5 separate regions of the Homo sapiens genome follow, and regions 2, 3, 4 and 5 are each linked to region 1. The links are chromatin loops, found by intact Hi-C in ENCODE. Cell type or tissue: OCI-LY7. All regions are shown on one strand. Each heading gives the region's core, and the rest is flanking DNA. Links, peaks and the distances in the headings are about the cores only. Region 1 has its middle 43 kb from the start of HAPSTR1. Region 2 has its middle 14 kb from the start of ABAT. Region 3 has its middle 45 kb from the start of USP7. Region 4 overlaps TMEM114 (transmembrane protein 114). Region 5 has its middle 41 kb from the start of HAPSTR1.

What was found. A loop is a pair of places that touch in the nucleus more often than their neighbours do. Peaks named below come from ENCODE experiments on the same cell type or tissue, not always from the same donor. Only the 100,000 strongest peaks of a DNase experiment are listed, where the experiment ranks them.
Region 2: it touches region 1 in a loop (9-fold over the local background); 15 of 110 quality-filtered maps call a loop at or near these places.
Region 3: a loop joins it to region 1, with 7 times the contacts of the local background. A loop is called at or near these places in 14 of 110 quality-filtered maps.
Region 4: it touches region 1 in a loop (14-fold over the local background); 19 of 110 quality-filtered maps call a loop at or near these places.
Region 5: it touches region 1 in a loop (2.5-fold over the local background); 2 of 110 quality-filtered maps call a loop at or near these places.

What each region holds. Positions count from the first base shown.
Region 1 is chr16:9,132,463-9,136,811 of GRCh38, forward strand. No RefSeq gene overlaps it. Among named protein-coding and RNA genes, the nearest start is that of HAPSTR1, 43 kb to the left of the region's middle. RefSeq lists a silencer at 671-720 and an enhancer at 4,230-4,349. In OCI-LY7, for the core only: CTCF peaks have their summits at 2,524 (motif pointing left) and 2,731; DNase peaks (open chromatin) are centred at 2,479 and 3,549; H3K4me3 peaks cover 1,779 bases; H3K27ac peaks cover 2,458 bases.
Region 2 is chr16:8,658,629-8,662,977 of GRCh38, forward strand. It overlaps a transcript of METTL22 not described here. Among named protein-coding and RNA genes, the nearest start is that of ABAT, 14 kb to the right of the region's middle. In OCI-LY7, for the core only: a CTCF peak has its summit at 2,520 (motif pointing right); a DNase peak (open chromatin) is centred at 2,503.
Region 3 is chr16:9,006,786-9,011,134 of GRCh38, forward strand. No RefSeq gene overlaps it. Among named protein-coding and RNA genes, the nearest start is that of USP7, 45 kb to the left of the region's middle. RefSeq lists enhancers at 1,910-2,481, 2,281-2,330. In OCI-LY7, for the core only: CTCF peaks have their summits at 2,167 (motif pointing left) and 2,371; a DNase peak (open chromatin) is centred at 2,156.
Region 4 is chr16:8,566,156-8,570,504 of GRCh38, forward strand. TMEM114 (transmembrane protein 114) reads right to left here. Exons shown (of 4, transcript NM_001146336.2): 4 at 3,345-3,850. The coding sequence ends at 3,618. Among named protein-coding and RNA genes, the nearest start is that of TMEM114, 22 kb to the right of the region's middle. In OCI-LY7, for the core only: CTCF peaks have their summits at 1,698 (motif pointing right) and 1,900; a DNase peak (open chromatin) is centred at 1,746.
Region 5 is chr16:9,048,231-9,052,579 of GRCh38, forward strand. No RefSeq gene overlaps it. Among named protein-coding and RNA genes, the nearest start is that of HAPSTR1, 41 kb to the right of the region's middle. RefSeq lists enhancers at 1-129, 1,553-2,345, 2,346-3,136. In OCI-LY7, for the core only: CTCF peaks have their summits at 2,366 (motif pointing left) and 2,568; a DNase peak (open chromatin) is centred at 2,381.

The DNA.
Region 1 (4,349 bases), core at 98-4,097:
TGGGGTTGGGAAGTCTGAGATGACGTGCCCGCTCACATGCTGCTGCTGAGAGGTGCTAAAACATTCTGAAAAATAAGTTGGCTGGGCCTGACACAGTGGCTCACGCCTTAATCCCAGCACTTTGGGAGGCCGAGTCGGGCAGATCACTCGAGGCAAGGAGTTCGAGACCAGCCTGGCCAACATGGTGAAACCCTGTCTCTACTTAAAAAAAAAAAAAAAAAAAAAATTAGTTGGGCCCAGTGGCGTGTGCCTGTAATCCCAGCTACTCAGGTGGCTGAGGCATGAGAATTGCTTGAACCTGGGAGGCAGAGGTTGCTGGGAGCGGAGATCACGGCACTGCACTGTAGCCTGGGCAACAGAGCGAGACTGTCTCAAAACAAAAAAAGTTGGCTGTATCTATTAAGATCTTCAAAAGTGGTCCTAATTTTGGGTTTTATAATCCTGTTTCTAAACATATATTCAGAGGTAATAACAGTTGTAAAAGAGAATTTTCTTTTTCTTTCTTTTTTTTTTTGAGACGGAGTTTCACTTTTGTTGCCCAGGCTGGAGTGCAATGGCGTGATCTCGGTTCACCACAGCCTCCGCCTGCTACCACGCCCAGCTAGTTTTTGTATTTTTAGTAGAGACGGAGTTTCACCATGTTGGCCAGGATAGTCTTGAACTCCTGACCTCAGGTGATCCACCCGCCTCAGCCTCCCAAAGTGCTGGTATTACAGGCGTGAGCCACCGTGCCCAGCCTTAAAAGAGGATTCTTTTTTTTTTTTTTTTTTTTTTGGGAGACAGAGTCTCCCTCTTGTTGCACAGGCTGGAGTGCAATGGCTTGATCTCGGCTCACTGCAACCTCCACCTCCTGGGTTCAAGTTATTTTCCTGCCTCAGCCTCCTGAGTGGCTGGGATTACAGGCATGTGCCACCATGCCTGGCTAATTTTGTATTTTTAGTAGAGGGGGGGGTTTCTCCATGTTGGCCAGATTGGTCTTGAACTTCCGACCTCAGTTGAATCCCCCGCCTTGGCCTCCCAAAGTGCTGGGATTACAGGCGGGAGCCACTGTGCCTGGCCAAAAGAGGATTCTGATGCAACAATATGAAGTGTGGTACTTGGAGTGGAAGACAGTGAGGAATAACCTAAAGCCCTAATAATAGCGACTGGTTCATCACATCTTATTAGTTTCATTAGATGGAAAATTATGAAGCCTTTATAAAGCATACTTTTTTTTTTTTTTTGAGATGGAGTCTCCCTCCGTTGCCCAGGCTGGAGTACAGTGGCGCGATCTTGGCTCACCGCAACCTCCACCTCCCGGGTTCAAGCAATTCTTCTGCCTCAGCCTCCTGAGTAGCTGGGATTACAGGTGTGCACCACCATGCCTAGCTAATTTTTTTTTTTTTTTTTTTTTTGTATTTTTGGTAGAGACAGGGTTTCACCATATTGGCCAGGCTGGTCTCGAACTCCTGACCTTGTGATCTGCCTGCCTCATCCTCCCAAAGTGCTGGAATTACAGGCGTGAGACACCGTGCCTGGCCTAAAGCATACTCTTGAATTTTTTTTTTTTTTATGAGCCAGGGTCTCATTCTGTCACCCAGGTTGGAGTGCAATGGTCCAATCTTGAGGCTCAGTGCAACCTCAACCTCCTAGGCTCACGTGACCCTCACCTCAGCCTACTGAGTAGCTGGGAGTTACAGGCAGGCACCACCATGCCTGGCTAATTTTTTGTGTTTTTAGTAGAGATGTGGTTTTGCTGTGTTGCCCAGGTTGGTCTTGAACTCCTGGGCTCAGGCAATTTGCCTGCCTCACCCTCCCAGAGTGCTAGGATTACAGGTGTGAGCCACTAAGCCCAGACTTTTTTTTTTTTTTTTTAGACAAGATTGCTCCCTGTCACCTAGCCTGGGGTGCAGTGGAATGATCAGGACTCACTTCAGCCTCCATCTTCTGGGCTCAGGCAATCCTCCTGCCTCAGCCTCCTAAGTAGCTGGGACCGCAGAGGTGCCCCGCCATGCCCAGCTAATTAAAAAAAAAATTTTTTTTTTTTGGTAGAGATGGGGGTCTCCCTATGTTGTCCAGCCTGGTCTTGGACTCCTAGGCTCAAGCAATCCTCGCACCTCGGCCTCCAAAAGTGCTGGGATTACAGACATAAGCCACCTCGCCTGGCCTTGAAAAATATTTCAAGACATGGAAAAATGCTTGTAATATCATGAGAAATATAAACAGGATGATCTCAATTTGGCCAGAGAACAGTGGCTGGCAGCAAATTTTCAATAATTGTTAGCTACTATCATTAATAATTCAAACTCTCATATGATCTTCCTCCCTCCCTTCCATTCACTTCTCAGTTGACAAGTGTCTGAGCATCCGGGGTTCCAGCCTGGCTGCACCTGTCTGTGAGCCGGTTGGGGCCAGTTGTGGGGGCTTTGGCCCCTGGGCTTTCCTCACCCTCCCATGTGCAGCCTCAGGACTCAACAGCCTCCCGCATCCACCCGCTCTGGCTCTATTTCTGGCTGGGCACTGCCATCTAGAGGCTCCTGGAGCACAGGGCACATGACCCTTGGAGCCCCTCACCCAGTGCTGAGCTCCAGCCCCAGGGGCAGAGAAGCCTTTCTCATTACTGCACCCTCCATGCCTGAAAGGGCCGTTTGTTTTGTGGAAGCCTCTGAGAATGTCAGTGCTACAAAGACACTTCAAGATGCCTTATGCTGATTCTTAGGTAGGTCAAGGAAATCTTTGGGGTAACATTCTTAAAATATGGTCCTTGGACCTGCATCCGACGTCCAAGGTAGGAGACAGTTAGTGATAAAGATTTCAGAGCCTATCCCAAATGCGCAAGTCAGACCGTGCTGGGGGGTGAAGGGTACTGAATATCTAACTATTTACAGACTCTCCCGTGTTGTTCTTATTATTTTGAGACAGAGTCTCACTTTGTCTCCCAGGCTGGAGTGCAGTGGTGTGATCTCGGCTCACTGCAACCTCCGCCTCCCAGGTTCAAGCGATTCTCCTGCCTCAGCCTCCCCAGTAGCTGGGATTACAGGCACCTGCCACCACGCCTGGCTAGTTTTTGTATTTTTAGTAGAGATGGGGTTACGTCATGTTGGCCAGGCTGGTCTTGAACTCCTGACCTCAAGTGACCCACCTGCCTCAGCCTCCCAAAGTTCTGGGATTATAGGTGTGAGCCACCGCCCCCGACCTTTTCCCAGGTTATTCCGATGCACACTGAAGTTTGAAAATGATTGACCTGGACCCGGGATACTTATGATTTGGTGGTGATGGGCTTGGCATAGACCCTTTGAGAATCTGCTGACAACTGCAGACCCTCTCCCTGGAAGAATACACAGACATTTCAGTAGGTTTCTTGACTGTGAAGCTCACTCCTGTATCGATGGACTGAGGTTACGAATCTCTTCTCTGATTTAACCCAAAGTTTAGATGAGGACACTGCGGATCAAGTATTCATTGACCTCTTATCACCGGCCAGGCTCTGTGCCCTGCCGCAACAGACAGGATGTGGCTTCTGCTCTGTGCAGTTTACAGGCTAATGATGGCAGACAGCTAAATACAGGTGTTAGGAACAGCCCTGCCAAAGGTCCTGGGTCAGTGACCAGAAGGAAGTGCCTGGAGCCCCTGGGGAAGCCGGAGGGGAGTGGATGATGAAGCGGAGGGAGGAGCAGGCAGGGCTCAGACCATGCAAGACAGGACAGGTCAGGATAAAGAGCTCAGATTTCATTTTAAGAACGATGAAAAGCTATCAGACAACTTTGGGGCTAAGTATATACCCAAGAGAATTGAAAACATATGTTCATAGAAAAATGAATGGAAAAATGTTCATAGAAGTATTTTTCATATTAGCCCCAAAGTGGAATAATCCATGTATTCACCAGTGAATGAGTGGATAACAAAAGTGGCCTATCCATATAATGGAATATTATTTAGTTATAAAAAGGAATGAAGTACTGACACGTGCTACAACATAGAGGAGGCTTGAAGAGGTTATGTGGTGGTTTTTTGTTTTTGAGATGGAGCCTCGCTCTGTCGCCCAGGCTGGAGGGCAGTAGCAGCTATCGTGGCTCACTGCAGCTTCTGCCTTTTAGGTTCAAGCAATTCTCCTGCTTCAGCCTCCCAAGTAGCTGGGATTACAGGCGCCCACCACCACGCCTGGCTAGTTTTTGTATTTTTAGCAGAGACGAGGTTTCCCATGTTGGCCAGGCGGGTCTCAAACCCCTGACCTCAAGTAATCCGCCCGCCTTGGCCCCCCAAAGTGCTGGGATTACAGACGTGAGCCACTGCGCCCGGCCTTGAGTACAGAGGTTTGCTGAGGTTCCAATTTGACTGATGTGGCAAGACTGCCTCATAGGAGGTGTAGC
Region 2 (4,349 bases), core at 250-4,249, 470 kb before region 1:
AGGGATCTTTGAAAATATTTACTCTCCAGCATGTAAATATACCGAAAGATCTTCCTGCTATTAACATATCTCCGTCTTTGGGAGGGCGGGGACTTGGCTTTTCAGTCCAGATTTGACCAGAGTGCACGTCAAGGCTCTACTGTAGACACCCACTCTGGGAGGTCATTGCACAAAGCCCAAATCCCTTTGCAGGGCCCACAAGGCCCTCCAAGGCCTGGCCCCTGCCTCCCTTCCCAGCCCCATCTCATCCACCATATTGAATCCTCCCCACTCCGAGAATGCACCACTCTCTTGGCCATGTGCCTTAATGCAACCCCTCCTCACCCTCTCAAACCACCCACCCAGCCCCTCTCCCCTGCCCCTTCTTCCACAAAGCCTTCCCCAGTGTCCACAGCCCATTTAAAACTTGGTGTGATAATCAGCCAGGCACGCTGGCTCACACCTGTAATCCCAGCACTTTGGGAGGCCAAGGTGGGCAGATAACTTGAGGTCAGGAGTTCGAGACCAGCCTGGCCAACATGGTGAAACCCCATCTGTACTAAAAATACAAAAATTAGTTGGGCACAGTGGTGTGCCCCTGTAGTCCCAGCTACTTGTGAGGCTAAGAAGGGAGAATTGCTTGAACCTGGGAGGCAGAGGTTGCAGTGAGCCAAGATTGCGCCTCTGTACTCTAGCCTGGGCAACAGAATGAGGAAAAAAAAAAAAAACGAACAAAAAAAACTTGGTATGATAATCATCCATCCTTCACCAGATCATGAGTCCTGGAATGACAGAGCTGGCATCATATGAATTGCCCAGCCTGACCCTCCCAGCCATTCTGCAAATATCTACCAAGGAGTGTCCACATGCTGGATATTTATGAGGTATTGGGAGGCAGCAGGGAGCCAGGCATTACACCTGTCTGACCTCACGAAGCCTACATTCTAGAGGAGGCAACCTGCAATAAACAAATAAATGCAAAATATAATGTCAGGTAGTGTAAAGAACCACAGTCCAAAAGCTACAAGTGAGGCAAAAAGGTGACTGCATGCTAGAGCCATCAGGACAGTGCAGCACTTGTGTATACAATTGATTAAATTGATTAGGGCGCAAGGACTTCGCTTTTTTTTTTTCCAGACAGCGTCTTACCTTGTTACCCAGGCTGGAGTGCAGTGGCGCAGTCTTGGCTCACTGCAGCCTCGACCTCCTGGGCTCAAGCGATCCTCCCACCTCAGCCCCACCAAGTAGCTGGGATTACAGGCACAAGTCACCATACCCAGCTAATTTTTTGTATTTCTTGTAGAGACGGGGTCTCACTATGTTGCCCAGGCTGGTCTCAAACTCCTGAGCACAAGCCATCCTCCCACCTCAGCCTCACAAAATGCTAGGATTATAAGTGTGAGCCACCACATCTGGCCACATTTTTCATTTCTGTTGAACTGAAATCATGTGATGCTTTTCTCTTCTGTCTAGTAGGAAAATCACCCCAAAGGGTACAGTGATTTTTGCCCTGTAGGACATTAACTGACTTTATGTGTAACATGGCCTGTTTTTGTTTTTGTTTTTGTTTTTTTGTTTGTTTGTTTTGAGATGGAGTCTCACTCTGTTGCCCAGGCTGGAGTGCAGTGGTGTGATCTCAGCTCACTGCAGCCTCCGCCCTCTGGATTCAAGCAATTCTCGTGCCTCAGCCTCCCAAGCTGGAACTACAAGCGCACACCACCACACCTGGCTAATTTTTGTATTTTTTTTTAGTAGAGATGGGGGTTTCACCATGTTGGCCAGGCTGGTCTCGAACTCCTGACCTCAAGTGATCCGCCTGCTTCGGCCTCCCAAAGTGCTGGGATTACAGGTGTGACCCACTGCGCCCAGCATAATATGGCAATTTTATCTCCTCATTTTTCCTACTTCCTAGAAGAATCCCTGTTTTTCGAATTCTCATTGGAGCCAGCTTTGTCATTGTGCCTAGGCCCTCATTAGTAAAGTAAATAAGACTTTTAATACATACTCACTACTGACTTTAAGATAATTATGTTTTAATGGTTTGAGAATTATAGCCTTGGCAGTGTTGGTAAGTACTAGAAAGAACAATAGAGCCATCGGGGGCTGGAAGAGTGTGAATGAGGGCGGTCGCTGCTTCAGGTGGGGAGATTGGGCCGGCAAGTGGGCAAGTCTTGGAGGAGGAGGAGGAGGAGGAGGAGGAGGAGGAGGAGGAGGAGGAGGAGGGGGAGGAGGGGGAGGAGGGGGAGGAGGAAGAGGAGGAGGAGGAGGAAGAGGAGGAGGAGGAGGAGGAGGAGGAGGAGCTGTGCTGAGTGGGTGAGCGGATGAGTGAACGGAAACCCAGAGCTACCAGGGATCCGGACTCTGGCCCGACCAGTGGGGAAGACAGGTGATGAGTTTGGTCTTGGCTTCAAGTCTCCCAAAGGGTCTGGATGTCATGTTCTCCTCCCCCAGGTTCCGCGGCTTGAGGGAAGCAGGGCCGTCAGGCACCTTGCGTCCCTGCTGGCCCCTGGCAGGATTCTCACCACAAGGTGGTGCCCCAGCCTCATGAATCCAGGGCCAGACGTGCCAGAAAGGAATCCAAGGTAATCATCAGTCCTGGCAGCCATGCCAACGTGTGGGTCTACAGTGACTCTCGGGGGACCCTAACTAACCTGCTATACATTGTACAGCAGCACGTGAGTTCTGAGAGCCGCCAGTACCCAGCTAGCCCCAAACCCGAATTCAGATAAAACCCGCCTTTATTAAGAACTTACCGTTGGCCGGGCGCGGTGGCTCACACCTGTAATCCCAGCACTTTGGGAGGCCAAGGCGGGCAGATCACGAGGTCAGGAGATCGAGACCATCCTGGCTAAAATGGTGAAACCCCGTCTCTACTAAAAACACAAAATATTAGCCGGGCGTGGTGGCGGGCGCCTGTAGTCCCAGCTACTGCGGAGGCTGAGGAGGAGAATGGCGTGAACCCAGGAGGCTGAGCTTGCAGTGAGCCGAGATTGAGCCACTGCACTCCAGCCTGGGCGACACAGCGAGACTCCGTCTCAAAAAAAAAAAAAAAAGAACTTAAAATTGATCTCATTTATCTGCCCAACAACTTTGTACTCATATTATTTTATTCTATTTTATTTTATCACTATTATTATTATATTTTTGTAGAGACAGGGTCTCACTATATTGACCAGGATGATTTCGAACTCCCGGCCTCAAGCAATCCTCCCACTTTGGCCTCTCAAAATGCTGGAATTACAGGCATGAGCCACTGTGCCCAGCCTCCTGTACCCATTTTAGGGACACGTAAGCTAAGGCTCGAATCTTTACAGAGGCTGTCTGAGGTCACAGGACTCAGAAGTAGCAAGAATGGGCTTGGCATGGTGGCTCACGCCTATAATCCCAATACTTTGAGAGACAGAGGTGGGAAGATCACTTGAGTCCAGGAGTTCAAGACCAGCCTGGACAACATACCAAGACTGTCTCTACCAAAAGAAAAACAATCAGCTGGGTGCAGTGGCACGTGTCCGTAGTCCCAGCTACTCAGGAGGCCAAGGCAAGAGAATTGTTTGAGCCCAGGAGTTTGAGGTTACAGTGAACTGTGACTGCACCACTGCACTCCCGCCTGGGCAATAGAGCGAGACTCTGTCTCTAAAAATAAAAATAGCAAAGAAGTAACAAGAGGTGGGATCTAACACCGGTTCTGTCTTTCCATTGGAAACCCAGAGCTCTTTCCATGACCCCTGCCCAGGGTGAATATTGTTTGTCTGAAGGAATCCAGGAGCCTTGTGGATTGGAGCTTATGCTGTGCCATTGTCTTTGGATGGATTGAAGGGTTTGACATGCCAGGGCTGGGACATGATGACAGTCTTATTCTGCCTGCCTCAGGCTTCAGGAAACAACTGCTGTTAGAGCCATGTGGGAGCGTTTCTTGGGGGTGTTTCTTTGGAGCGTTTCTTCTAGACCAGGAAGGTGACAACCTTCACAGTGGGATGCATGGACTGGTGGTGGAGTTTCCAGCTTCAGAGCTCACCAAGAAAGAGCATGAAGCTGATGGTTTGGGTCCTGGAGACAGGGACAAAAGGAACAGAGCCTTCCCCCAGCACCCCTTTCCACTGGAGGTTCCTCAGAGGCAATAAAGCTTGATGGTTAGAACATGGCACCTGGCATCTGAACTCAAACCAGCCCGAACACTCACCTCTCTGAGCCTCAGAATCCTGGTCTGTAAAATGCGCACACTACTAGTACTTACTTCTCAAAGTTGGACTTGGTAATGTCTGTCAAGCACCTAACATATAACAGGGCAAGGAAGAAAAGCTCAAGCAATGGTAGCCATCACCAGGCGTGGTGGCTCACACCTGTAACCCCAGCACTTTGGGAGGCTGAAG
Region 3 (4,349 bases), core at 108-4,107, 130 kb before region 1:
TACAAAAAATTAGCCGGGTGTGGTGGTGCATGCCTGTAGTCCCAGCTACTCAGGAGGCTGAGGCAGGAGAATCACTTGAATCGGGAGGTGGAGGCTGCAGTGAGTTGAGATCGCACCACTGCACTCCGGCCCGGGTGACAGAGCAAGACTCTGTCTCAAAAAGAAAAACAAACAAACAAACAAACCAAAAACTGGAAAAGGCAAGAAAAAGGATTTTCCAGCTGGGCGTGGTGGCTCACCCCTGTAATCCCATCCCTGTGGGAGGCCAAGGTGGGAGGATTACTTGAGCCCAAGATGTCGAGGCTGCAGTGAGCTTTGGTTGCACTACTGCACGCCAACCTGGGCGACAGAGCTAGACCCAGTCTTAAAAAAAAAAAAGGATTATCTTCCAGAGCCTCCAGAAAGGAAATACAGCCTTTCTACCCTGATTTCAGCCCAGTGAGACCCGTTTTGAACTTCTGACCTCCCGAACGGTAAGATGATAAATGTGTGTTATTTTAAGCCAGCAAGTTGGTGGTAATCTGTTACGGCAGCCCTAGGTCACTGATACGTCATCTCCGGTGTCTAGTCCCTAGCAATGGGCCCCTGGGAACTACATCTCTGGTGCTGGCTCTCTGGAGTTGTCCCCTCCCACACTGAATCCAAGCTGCCTGCGACTCACCAATGCATGATGCCAGATGTGGTGCTGCGTGGGCTCCAGACCCAAGATTTAAGAGGACTGGGGCAGATCCATTTTTGTACTTTTGGGAATCCCAAAATGCAGTGCATGAAGCTCAGCAACCCTGTCGGGGAGGCCACGTGTGGAGGCAGTGCCCCGCAGCAGCGCGGGAGTGAGAGGAGGCAGCCTTCCCAGCATCCTGTGGAGCCTCCAGAGGACTCTAGCCTGTCAGGCTGTGACAGCGTGAGAGACCCCCAGTGAGATCAGCAATGGAATGGTTCATCTCAGCCCAGTGCGCCCACAGAACCAGAGACGTAATGACATGGTCGTTTCAAACCACTACATGTTGGAGCTGAATTTATTTTGCAACCATCGTAACCAAGCCACTGTCCTATTTTAGTGGCCATGAGTTGAGGGCTACCATGGTGGGTGCTGGGGAACTATTGTCTCATTCAAGTCACTCATTGTCCTGCATATTACCCCCACTTTTTCTTTTCTTTTTTTTAGAGACAGGATCTGGCTCTGTCGCTCAGGCTAGAGTGCAGTGGTGCGATCATAGCTCACTTCAGCCGCGGACCTCTTGGGCTCAAGCAGTTCTCCCCCTCAGCCTCCTAAGTAGCTGGGATGACAGGCACACACCACCATACCTGGCTAATTTTAAAATATTTTGTAGAGACAAGGGTGGGGGCGGGGGGGGGGTGTGGTTCTCACTATGTTGCCCAGGCTGGTCTTGAACTCTTGGCCTCAAGCAATCCTCCTGCCTTGGCCTCCCAAAGCCCTTGGCTTACAGGTGTGAGCCTGTACCGTCAAGACGAAGAAACGGAGGCTCTGAGAGGGGAGATCCTAAGCCTGCTGGTGGATGGAGGAGCTGAGTTTGAACCCAGGTCTGCATCTGGAGCCCCAAGCTCTGTGCACGTCCCACTGCCACCTCCCCACCGGGTTCATGATATCATTTCTCAGAGGCCTTGGTTGGTCCCAGCCGCAGCTTTGTCTCCCTTGCCCACCGCTGTGCTGGCTTAAGCGAACTCATAGCTATGCTCCTTCCCTTTTACCCCATCGGAAAAGGGAGCAGGATTACTTACAGTAAGTGAAAACCAAGACTTGTACAGGAAGCACGGCCCGATCCATTACAGGGTTATTCTAGCCCATAATGTACCTGTGCACTTTCAGACACAGCCAGACTGTCTGAAGAGGGGTCGAGAGGGTTTCAACGGGCCAGTGGGATCAAGGCTCAGAAATGCAGAACTGACGGGGAGCAAAGCCCCCGCCCCCCAGCAGTGTGCTCATTCCCACGGGACTCCTGGGGACTGCCATCGCACCCACGCACTCCAGAACGTGCGGCTGGCTCAGAGGTGGGGGTGTCCACCGCAGTCCTGGGTTTCTGAGCCTGTTGTTCCTTCCCTAGGGGCGCAGGGAGGGCCTTCCAGCGCCAAATCACCAGCCATAGCTCAGGGCCCTGACCCCGGCTGGGCTCAGATTCAGCCCCTGCTTGCGGTCCTCGCACCCTCTAGTGGCCACGGGGAGAAAGAAGTAGCTCAGCGGAGATTCTGGAGCTGGGTCCGGGTGGACACTGCACCCCACCCGGCAAGCAGGAGAGAGAACCCAGAAGAACGGATGACTCCCTCACACGCCTCTTTCTAAAGCATGCTGGCGCTGAATAACCACAGGGGTCCGTGATCTTTATCAATTACATGTGTCCGGCCTTATTAGCTCTTAAAGGAATCTTGTTTTCTCTCTCGCTGTTTTTTTTTTCCTTTGAGACAGGGTCTCACTTTGTTGCCCAGGCTGGAGTGCAGTGGTGCGATCATAGCTCACTGCAACCTCTAACTCCCGAGCTAGATTCTCCCACCCCAGCCTCCCGAGTAGCTGGACTACAGGAGCACCACCACACCAGGCTAATTTATTTATTATTTTTTTAAGATATGAGAACTTGGCCAGGCGCGGTGGCTGACGCCTGTAATCCCAGCACTTTGGGAGGCCGAGGCGGGCAGATCACGAGGTCATGAGATCGAGACCATCCTGGCCAACATGATGAAACCCCGTCTCTACTAAAAATACAAAAAATTAGCCGGGCATGGTGGCAGGCGACTGTAATCCCAGCTACTCGGGAGGCTGAGGCAGGAGAATGGCTTGAACCCCGGAGGCAGAGGTTACGGTGAGCTGAGATTGTGCCATTGCACTCCAGCCTGGGCAAAAAGAGCGAAACTCTGTCTCAAAAAAAAAAAAAAGATATGGGACCTTGCTATGTTGCCCAGGCTGGTCTCCAACTCCTGGGCTCAAGTTATCCTTCCACTTTGGCTTCCTAAAGTGCTAGGATTACAGGTGTGAACCACTGCGACTGGCTGATACTCAGCTTTTTTTTTTTTTTTTTTTTTTTTTGAGACAGAGGCTTGCTTTGTCACCCAGGCTGGAGTGCAGTGGCATGATCACAGTTCACTGCAGCCTTGAACTCCTGGACTCAAGCCATCCTTCCACATTAGCCTCCTGAGTAGCTGGGACTACAGGTGCACACTACCATGCCAAGTCGATGGAAGAGCTGGGTTCAAGCTTTATTTTTATTTATTTTTATTTTTTTTACTTTTTGTAGAGACGGGGTCTCACTGAAGTGTTGCCCAAGCTGTATTCGTGTATTTTTGATCCATAAAAAGTCAATTTCATATGGTTCAGCCTAAATTTCAACAATTCACATGCTTACTTATTCACATCCCCAAAGGGATCCACAGAGATTTCTTCCTGAAATACGATGACCTAGAGCAAGCAAGTTAAAATAAATAAAAAATAAATAAATAAATAAATAAATAAATAAATAAATAAAAAAGAGTCACCTCAAACCACTTAAAAGGAAGACAGGACAATTGCCAAAAAAAGAGACAGTCATTGAATGTTTTCAGTTTTAGTTTTTGAGATGGAATCTTGTTCTGTCACCTAGGCTGGAGGGCAGTGGCGTGATCTCGGCTCACTGCAACCTCCGCCTCCCAGGTTCAAATGATTCTCCTGCCTCAGCCTCCCGAGTAGTGGGGCTTATAGGCATGCACCACCACACCTGGCTAATTTGTGTCTTTTTAGTGGAGACGGGGTTTCACCATGTCGGCCAGGCTGGTCTCGAACTCCTGACCTCAAATGATCCACCTGCCTTGGCCTCCCGAAGTGCTGGGATTGCAGGTGTGAGGGACCGTGCCCCGCCAGTCAATGCATTTGATAGTCATTGTACTTGAGTTTAGTTGTTTCTAGGAATTCAAGGTGAAAATGGAAAGATGAGAGTGTAGGCTGTCTGCTGTCAGATAAAAGGAACTAAGTTGAGAAGGGGATACAGATGTTATCCTCAGCCCAAATCCGGGAGAACAATGTCCAAGTTAACACTTAAAGTCTCAGCAAGTCATCATCTCCTGAACTTCAGTTCTGACAAAATGACATTTTTCTTTAGGCTGAAGGAGTTAACAGTGAGTGGCTTTTAGTTCCAGCAGAGAACTAAACTAAAAGTTTAGGCTGAAGTGTAGTGGCATCACTACAGCAGAAGGCAATTATTGGATCAAAGGGACAGTTTAGTGCACCTTTCGAAGACACTAATTTGATGCAGAGGTGACAACCAAATCCTGATCCATGATCGTGCCATGCAGTGCTTAGCTCAGAAGGGAAACTAAATGCTACCTGTTTTGTTTCACTTCAAAAAAACTCATCATTTTTGCGTCAC
Region 4 (4,349 bases), core at 80-4,079, 570 kb before region 1:
CTCAGGAGATCGAGACCATCCTGGCTAACACTGTAAAACCGCATTTCTACTAAAAATACAAAAAATTAGCCAGGCATGGTGCATGGTGGTGCGTGCCTGTAGTCCCAGCTACTGGGGAGGCTGAGGCAGGAGAATCACTTGCACCTGGGAGGCAGAGGTTGGAGTGAGCCGAGATTGAGCCATTGCACCCCAGCCTGGGTGACAGAGCTAGACGCAGTCTCAAAAAAAAAAAAATCAGAATAGAACAGAACAGGTCAGAATAGAATGATGGATCAGAATAGAAGAGAACAGATCAGAATGGATCAGAACACAACAGAATGGATCAGAATAGAACAGATCAGAATGGATCAGAACACAACAGAATGGATCAGAATAGAACAGATCAGAATGGATCAGGATAGAACAGAACAGAACAGAATGGAACAGCATCCCAACCCCACTTAATCATCAGCACCTCCTTACCACGGGCCATGGGCATCGCCCACTGCCTTCTCTCTCCCTGCCTCTACCTTCACCTCCTATTTCTCTCCATCAACCCTCCCTCTTCATTTCCCTCTAACACAGAAGCTTCTTCCCACCTCAGGGCCTTTGCGTCTGCTGTCACCTGCCTGGTCTGCAGTTTCCCTACCTACAGGTTCTTCATGCGGGTCTCAGCACAATGTCACCTCCTCCAAGAAGCCCTTTCTAATTGTCCTTCCTGGAGTCACATCTCTACCAGACACCTTTCATCCCATCACCCTGGTTTTTTTTTTTTTTTTTTTTTGAGATGGAGTCTCACTCTGTCACCCAGGCTGGAGCGCAATGGTGCGATCTCGGCTCACTGTAACCTCCACCTCCTGGGTTCAAGTGATTCTCCTGCCTTAGCCTCCCAAGTAGCTGGGATTACAGGCGCGTGTTACCACAGCTGGCTATTTTTTTTTTTTTTGTATTTTTAGTAGAGATGGGGTTTCACCATGTTGGCCAGGCTAGTTTCGAACTCCTGACCTCAGGTGACCTGCCTGTCTTGGCATCCCAAAGTGCTGGGATTACAGGCATGAGCCATGGCGCCCGGCCTCATCACCCTGTTTTGTTTTCTTCATAACACTAATCACTGTCTGAATCTCTCAGATAGATTATTGGTTCATGGGTTTATCATCTGTTCCCATGTGAGCTAGGAAGGGTGGAGATTTTCTTGGCCACCCCCATGAATGTGTCCCCAGGCCCTGGAACAGTCTCTGACACTGTAGGTATCTGGCAAGCATTTATCAAATGCATGAATGGATGGGCGAATGAATGAGCTTATTCTGTGTTGTCAGTTCCTGAGGTGCACACATGTTTTGGTTTGTTATTGTCCATTATTGCTCGCTTAGCAGAGTGTCTCAGCATGTCCCAAGGTGGACGTGTGGGACCAGATGTCCTGAGCATCATAGGATGCGAGGAGCATCCCTGGCCTCTTCCCACTGGAGCTGCCGGTAATACCACTCCCCACACGCACTAAGAACAACCAAAACTGTCTCCAAACACTGCCAAATGTCAGGTGGGGGAGAGAATCGCCCCAGCTGAGAACTCTGGCCCTGCAGTATTTAATCCAGCACTTGGGCGCTAGGAGGGCTGAAAACGTGTCTCTTGACGAATTTGGGGATCAAATCCTGCCTCTGGAGCAGTTCCACAATACGACCAGCAGGTGGAAGCAGAGACCGCCCTTTCGGTAGCATGGTTGCCCTCACTTTGCAAAAACTTTGTTTTCCCCAGCATTGTAACTGATTTTCCAACAGCGCTCATTTAGCCCCATGTGGCCATGTGAGTAACCCACTCCTTTTGCGCCTTTCCGGATTAGACAGGGACGTCGCAGCAACGTCCTGAAAGGAGCAGACAGCCAGTAAAGAAGTGCAGGCGTTGGTGGAAGTAGGGGGAGGACCATCTTGGGATCAGGCAGTTCTGAAGTTTACTCCCAGTTGCGTCCCTTTCTCTCCTTATGCCCTTAGTCCAGTTATGTTAACCTGCCAGTGCCTCAGTTTCCTCATCTGTACCCTGCTTTGCTTATCTCCTAGTCCTCACCACGGGCTACGTATTTCATATGCCTCTCTCTCCTCAATCATGTGGCACCCCAGAGAGCAAGGTCTGGGTCTGGAGGAGTCATTGCCCCCCCAGTTGCTGGTGTGTACTGGCCTTCCTTTGAGTGTTTGTTGAATGACTGACTGACCGACTGGCGTGGAGAATAGCACAGGTGCATAGATGTGGATGTCAGCTATAATGATGACAATGCTGATGTCATGGTGGTGTCATGTCGTTGTGGTGGTGATGTCATGGCATGGTGGTGATGATGTCATGATGTTTGTTGAATGACTGACTGACCGACTGGCATGGAGAATAGCACAGGTGCATAGAAAGTACTCAGTGGGTGTCAGCTATGATGATGACAGTGTTGACGTCATGGTGATGATGATGTCATGATGAAGACGATGATGCCATATTGTTGATAATCGTGTTGTCATCTTTTAATCCACACCAGTATTCCCCAAACCATCAGCACCTCCCAGAGTTTCCTAAGCCAAAGGCTCCTCGGGCCCTCCCCTACATCTCATGACTTGGAATCTTGCAGGAACAGAATCTCAGCCATGGTTTTGGGTTAGAATAGGCTGGAGAGCTCTTAAAAAACACTGATGCCTGGACACCAGCCCTAGAGAATATCAGATCAAGGATGTAGACAGCAGCAGGATTTTTGGAAGATACCCAGGTGATTCTAAGAGCAGCAAGATGACAACCCTTCTCTGTCACTTAATAAACGCCCCACCTCGGCATTTATGCAAACAGTGGCTCTGGGCCAGAAGCCTCGGCATCGCCTGGAAGCCACTTAGAAATGTGAGTTTTTGGGCTTCACCCAGGCCTCCTGGCTCAGACACCCTGGGGGTGGCATCAGCCCGAGAGTATCAACAAGCCCATAGAGTCTGGGGCGCGCTAAATGTGAACAGCACTGCCCCAGGGGACCCGGATGGGGAGCCCATTCCCAGGGGCAGAACACCAGGATGAAAGGAGGGATGGATTTTTCTGGGGGAGGACGGAAAAGGTATGATTAGTCTTGAAGAGTGCTCTATCAATTGGCCAACCCCTTGGGAGTCTCGCAGCTTCATATTGTAGACCTAACCTGACCCCGTAGAAAGCCCATGTCATGCCAGAGTTATTTTAGAGCAAAAGGAACTCCAGGCCAGAGCTCCCCAGAGAGAGCTGAACGCATTACAGGGCCCAGGAGGTAGGGCACCCTCTCCCTTTCCCAGACCCACCAAGGAGCTGATCCAAGGGACATGGGTGAGGAGGAAATGAAGTCGGAGGGGGCGTGAGGACTTTGCAATCTGTAAAGCTCTGTGTGTGATTAAAGGATCGTTTTTATTTCTCGCGAAGCGGTTTGGCACTCCCTCGGGCTCCTCCAGGCCACACGGACACACACGGACATAAGCACACAGGTACTAGGATAACAGCCAGGCCCCAAGCTTAGTCCGCGGGGATTTGTGGGGGAAGGAGGGGGGTGCCTGGCCTCCCCGAGTGGCCTTTGAGGAAGAAGAGGCCGCAGCCGATGGAGATCGGTCGGTGAAGCTCCGGGGCCAAGCCCCTCCCTCCCCTCCACGACCCAGCGCCCAGGCTCATATGGCCTGGTCCTGCCTCCGTCTCAGGCTGAGCTCGCGGGCTGCTGCCAGGAAGGCTGCCCCGGTGAGCAGCTCGGCGATGAAGCTGATCCAGCCCAGGGCCAGGGACCAGCCGAAGCTGATGTCCACCTGGTCCAGGAGGGCCTTCTCCTCCAAGAGACACAGCGCCTCCCGGAAGGCGGCGGCTGAATACGCTATGTAGACGCTGATCCCAGCGAGGGTCACCATGGCTGCAGGGAGGGCAAAGGGAGAGCAGATCAATCCCCCACCCCGCCCCAGCACTCCCCTCCTCCTCCTCGCCCTGCCCAGCCACGCTGCTCAGCGTCCAGCGTCCTCGCTCCTTCCTGCTGCGGGACCTTTGCGCGTGCTAGTCTCCCCGCTGGGTGCATTCACCCCTGCTTCTCTGCCTGTCATCGGCAACTCCTACCCTTCCCACACATGGCAGCTCACGCTTCGATTCCTGGACTTGCCTGAGCAGTGATTCCACAGCACCATACAGCTGCCCATCACTGCCCAGGTCACAATTGCAACTTTGCATTCTTTTGTGTAATTTTTTTTTAGACAGAGTCTCGCTCTGTCGCCCAGGCTGGAGTGCAGCGGTGCGATCTCAGCTTGCTGCGATCTCAGCTTGCTGCAACCTCCACCTCCCGGGTTCAAGCTATTCTCCTGCCTCAGCCTCCTGAGTAGCTGGGAATACAGATGCCCGCCACCGCGCCCGGCTAATGTTTG
Region 5 (4,349 bases), core at 76-4,075, 84 kb before region 1:
CCTGGCAAGATTCCTTCATCTGATCAGTGCCAGGCGCTGGGGAGATGATAGTAAATGACACAGACAAAATTCCTGCCCCCACAAAGCTTACATTCTGGCGAGGAAAGACAATAATGAACAAATCTATATGTACAACGTAAGGCCAGCTGGTGGGGAGCATGGTGAAGAAAAATTAAACGGGTGAGGTGTAGAAGTAAGAGGAGGTAAGAGGATTGAATGAGAAAGTCCCTCTAGAGAGTCTGGCACAGGGCCTTACACAGGCTAGGGCTTCAATAAATAAGCACAAATTGTCCTCTTTGTGGTTTAGGAATTAAAGGGCACATGGCTGTTAGGACTGAACAGACCTCCGCTCCCTGGAGGAGATGCAAGGTGGATGATCCCACAATGAGTTCCAGCACTGGGCCAAGGATTCCAGGTCCAGGGCAGTGAGAAAAAAGACACTCAGCTTTTATATATGTGTGTGTGTGTATATATATATATATATATAATATGTATACATATTATATATATATATAAAATATGTGTGCGTGTGTGTATATATATATAGAATGGGTGCATTATATATACAATACACATATATAATATATATCATATGTATACATCTCTTATACATATGATATATCATATGTATAATATGTGTGTGTGTGTGTATATATATAGAATGGGCGCAGTGGCTCATGCATGCCTGCAATCCCAGCCCTTTGGGAGGCTGAAGTGGGAGGATCCCTTGAGATCAGAAGTTTGAGGCCAGCCTAGGCAACATAGGGAGACCCTCCCCCCCGCCCCCAGCCATCTCTATAAAAATTAAAGAAAATTAGCTGGGCATGGTGACATGTGCCTGTAGTCCCAGCTACTCAGGAGGCTGAGACAGGAGGATCACCCAAGCCCAAGAGTTTGAGGTTGCAGTGAGCTATGATGATACCACTGCACTCCAGCCTGGGCAACAGAGGGAGACCCCATCTTCAAAAATAAATAAATAAGTAAATAAATAAATAGTTTTTATTGAGGTGAAACTCGCACAACATAAAATTAACCATTAACTATTTTAAAGTCAACAATGTAATGGCACTGAGTATATTCACAATGCTGTGCAACCACCCACGCCACCTCTATCTAGTTCCAAGACATTTTCGGCACCCAAAAGGAAACCCTGTGTCGAGTAAGCAGTCACTCCTCATTCATCCTGCTCCCTAGCCCCCGACAACCACTAATCTGCTTTCTGTATATTCGTTTACATTCTATTCTGGATGATTCACAGAAATGGGATCATGCAATATGTGACTTTTTGTGTCTGGCTTCTTTCACTAAACATAAAGTTTTTCGTTTTTGTGTTTTGAGACAGGGTTTCTCTCCCATTGCCCAGGCTGGAGTGTGGTGGCACACTCTTGGTTCACTATAAGCTCTGCCTCCCTGGCTCAAGAGATCCTCCTGCCTCAGCCTCCAGAGTAGCTGGGACTACAGGCATGCACCACCACACCGGGCTAATTTTTTAAATTTGTTTTTTGTATTTTTTGTAGAGACAGGGTTTCACCATGTTGGCCAGGCTGGTCTTGTACTCTTGACCTCAAGAGATCCTCCCTCCTTGGCCTCCCAAAGTGCTAGGATTATAGGCGTGAGCCACCGGCCTGGCTGAGTATAATGTTTTTGAGGCTGTTTCATGTTGTAGTATGCATCAATGCTTTGTTCCTTCTTATAGTTGAATAATAATCCATCGTGTGGGTATACCATCTATGTTTATTCATTCAACAGTTGAAGTGGTTTTTAAAATTTTAAACTTCTTTTGGTTTTGTTTTGAGACAGAGTGTCACTCCCTGTCGCCCAGGCTGTAGTGCAGTGGCTAAATCATAGCTCAGTGCAACCTTGACCTCCCACCTCAAGCAATCCTGCCTCACCTTCCTGGGACCACAGGTGTGCATCACCACGCCCAGCTAAATTTCTAATTTTTTGTAGAGATGGGGTCGCGCTATGTTGCCCAGGCTGGTCTCGAACTCCTCAAGTGGTCCTCTCACCTTGGCCTCCTAAAGCGCTGGGATCACAGGCCTGAGCCACTGCACCCAGCTCATTTCACCCTCGTGATGCTTTGCTTGCCTGGTCTTAGTCCCAGCCCTGGGAGATGATGTCAGGAATCACTGGGAGGGAGAGGGAGCGAAGGGTACAGGAAGGCCAGAACCAGCAAAAGGTGCAGATTATTGTGCGCAAATGGGGCTCCTCTGGGAGACCGTGAGGAGTATATGTCATGAAGCCCCAGTGGAGGGTGGGGAGCCTGAGGCTTTTATCCAAACAACTCCTAACGTGACTGGTTGAGGTGGCCCTCCGTACTGGAACTCCCCCGACATTTCCAGGGTGAGCCTGTGTTTGGTTGAGCTGAAGAGCGCCCCCAGGTGGAGAAGCGGAGCAATTCGGGCCCCTGAAATAGGAAGTGCTGAGTCAACTGGAAACCATCTCTTCTGCAGCTGCAGGTGAGCTCAGGTGAGCGAGGGGATACAGGTAGCATCATCAGCCCCTACCGGCACTTACGCGATGCTTGGGAGCTTTACAAATATCAGTTCACTGACTTTTTTTCTTTTTCGAGATTGAGTTTTGCTCTGTTGGCTGGAGTGCAGTGGCACAATCTCAGCTCACTGCAACCTCCACCTCCCGGGTTCAAGCGATTTTCCTGGCTCAGTCTCGCAAGTAATTGCGATTGCAGGTGTGCACCACCACACCAGGCTAATTTTTGTATTTTTAGTAGAGGCGGGATTCCACCATATTGGCTAGGTTGGCCTTGAACTCATGACCTCAGGTGATCCACCCGCCTCAGCCTCCCAAAGTGCTGGGATTACAGGTGTGAGCCACTGTGCCCAGCACAGTTCACTGACTTATCGTGACAGCCCTATAAAACAGGTATTGTCATTCTCCCCATTTTAAAGACGAAGATGCCGGGCGCGGTGGCTCACACCTGTAATACCAGCACTTTGGGAGGCCGAGGCGGGCGGATCACGAGGTCAGAAGTTCAAGACCAGCCTGGCCAATATGGTGAAACCCCATTTCTATCAAAAATACAAAAATTAGCCGGGCGTGGTGACGTGTGCCTGTAGTCTCAACTACTCGGGAGACTGAGGCAGAAGAATCACTGGAACTCGGGAGGTAGAGATTGCAGTGAGCCGAGATCGCACCACTGGACTCCAGCCTGGGCAACAGAGCAAGACTCTGTCTCAAAAATAAACAAGTAAATAAATAACTAAAAAAAAATAAAGATGAAGAAACTGAGGCCAATAACGTATCCAAGATCACGCAGCAAGTCGATTTCAGAGCAGGATTTAAACCCAGGAAGTCTGTGCTCCTCATGACCATGCACTGCTCTTGTCCACTCAGTTTTGCTTCCTTTCATGGTTTCCATGGGCACCAACTCCATCTGCAGACACCATGCCCACTACCCAGTTAGGGTGGCCAAATTTAGCAAATAAAAATACAGGATGCCCAGTGAAATGTGAATTTCAGAAAAACAATGAACAATTTTTTTAGTATTTTTTTAATAGGTAAAATATTGTGTGGGAGATACTTACACTAAAAAAAAATTGGCTGCTTATCTGAAATTCAAATGTAACTGGGTGTCCTGCATTTTATCTGGAAACCACATTCCTTCTCCTCACTATTCTCCTGGGGGTGGAACTAGAAGCTGGTGAGAGGGGTTAGAAGAAGCCCCCTATTGTTCTTTCCATTTTTTGCTTGTTTGTTTGTTTATTTTTGTTTTTGAGACAGAGTCTCACTCTGTTGTCCAGGCTGGAGTGCAGTGGTGCAACTTCGGCTCACTGCAACCTCCGCCTCCCAGGTTCAAGCGATTCTCCTGACTCAGCCTCCCAAGTAGCTGGGATTACAGGCACATGCCATCATGCCCGGCTAATTTTGTGTATTTTCAGTAGAGACGGGGTTTCACCATGTTGGCCGGGCTGATCTCGAACTCCTGACCTCTAGTGATCTGCCCGCCTCAGCCTCTCAAAGTGCTGGGATTACAGGAATGAGCCACCATGTCCAGCTCTTTCCATATGCTATGAAAGCTCCACCTCCCTTTTTCTTTTTCTTTTCTTTTTTTTAATTCAGACAGGGTCTTGCTCTGTTGCCCACACTGGAGTGCAGTGGAGTCATCTCAGCTCACTGTAGCCTCTGCTTCCTGGGCTCAAGTGATCCTCCCACCTCAGCCTCCCGAGTAGCTGGGACCACAGGCGCATGCCACCATGCCCGGCTAGTTTTTGTATTGTTTTGTAGAGATATGGTCTCCCCATGTTGCCCAGGCTGGGCTCAAGCAATCCTCCTGCCTCAACTTCCCAAAGTGCTGAGATTACAGACGTGAGCCACCACGCCCAACGAAG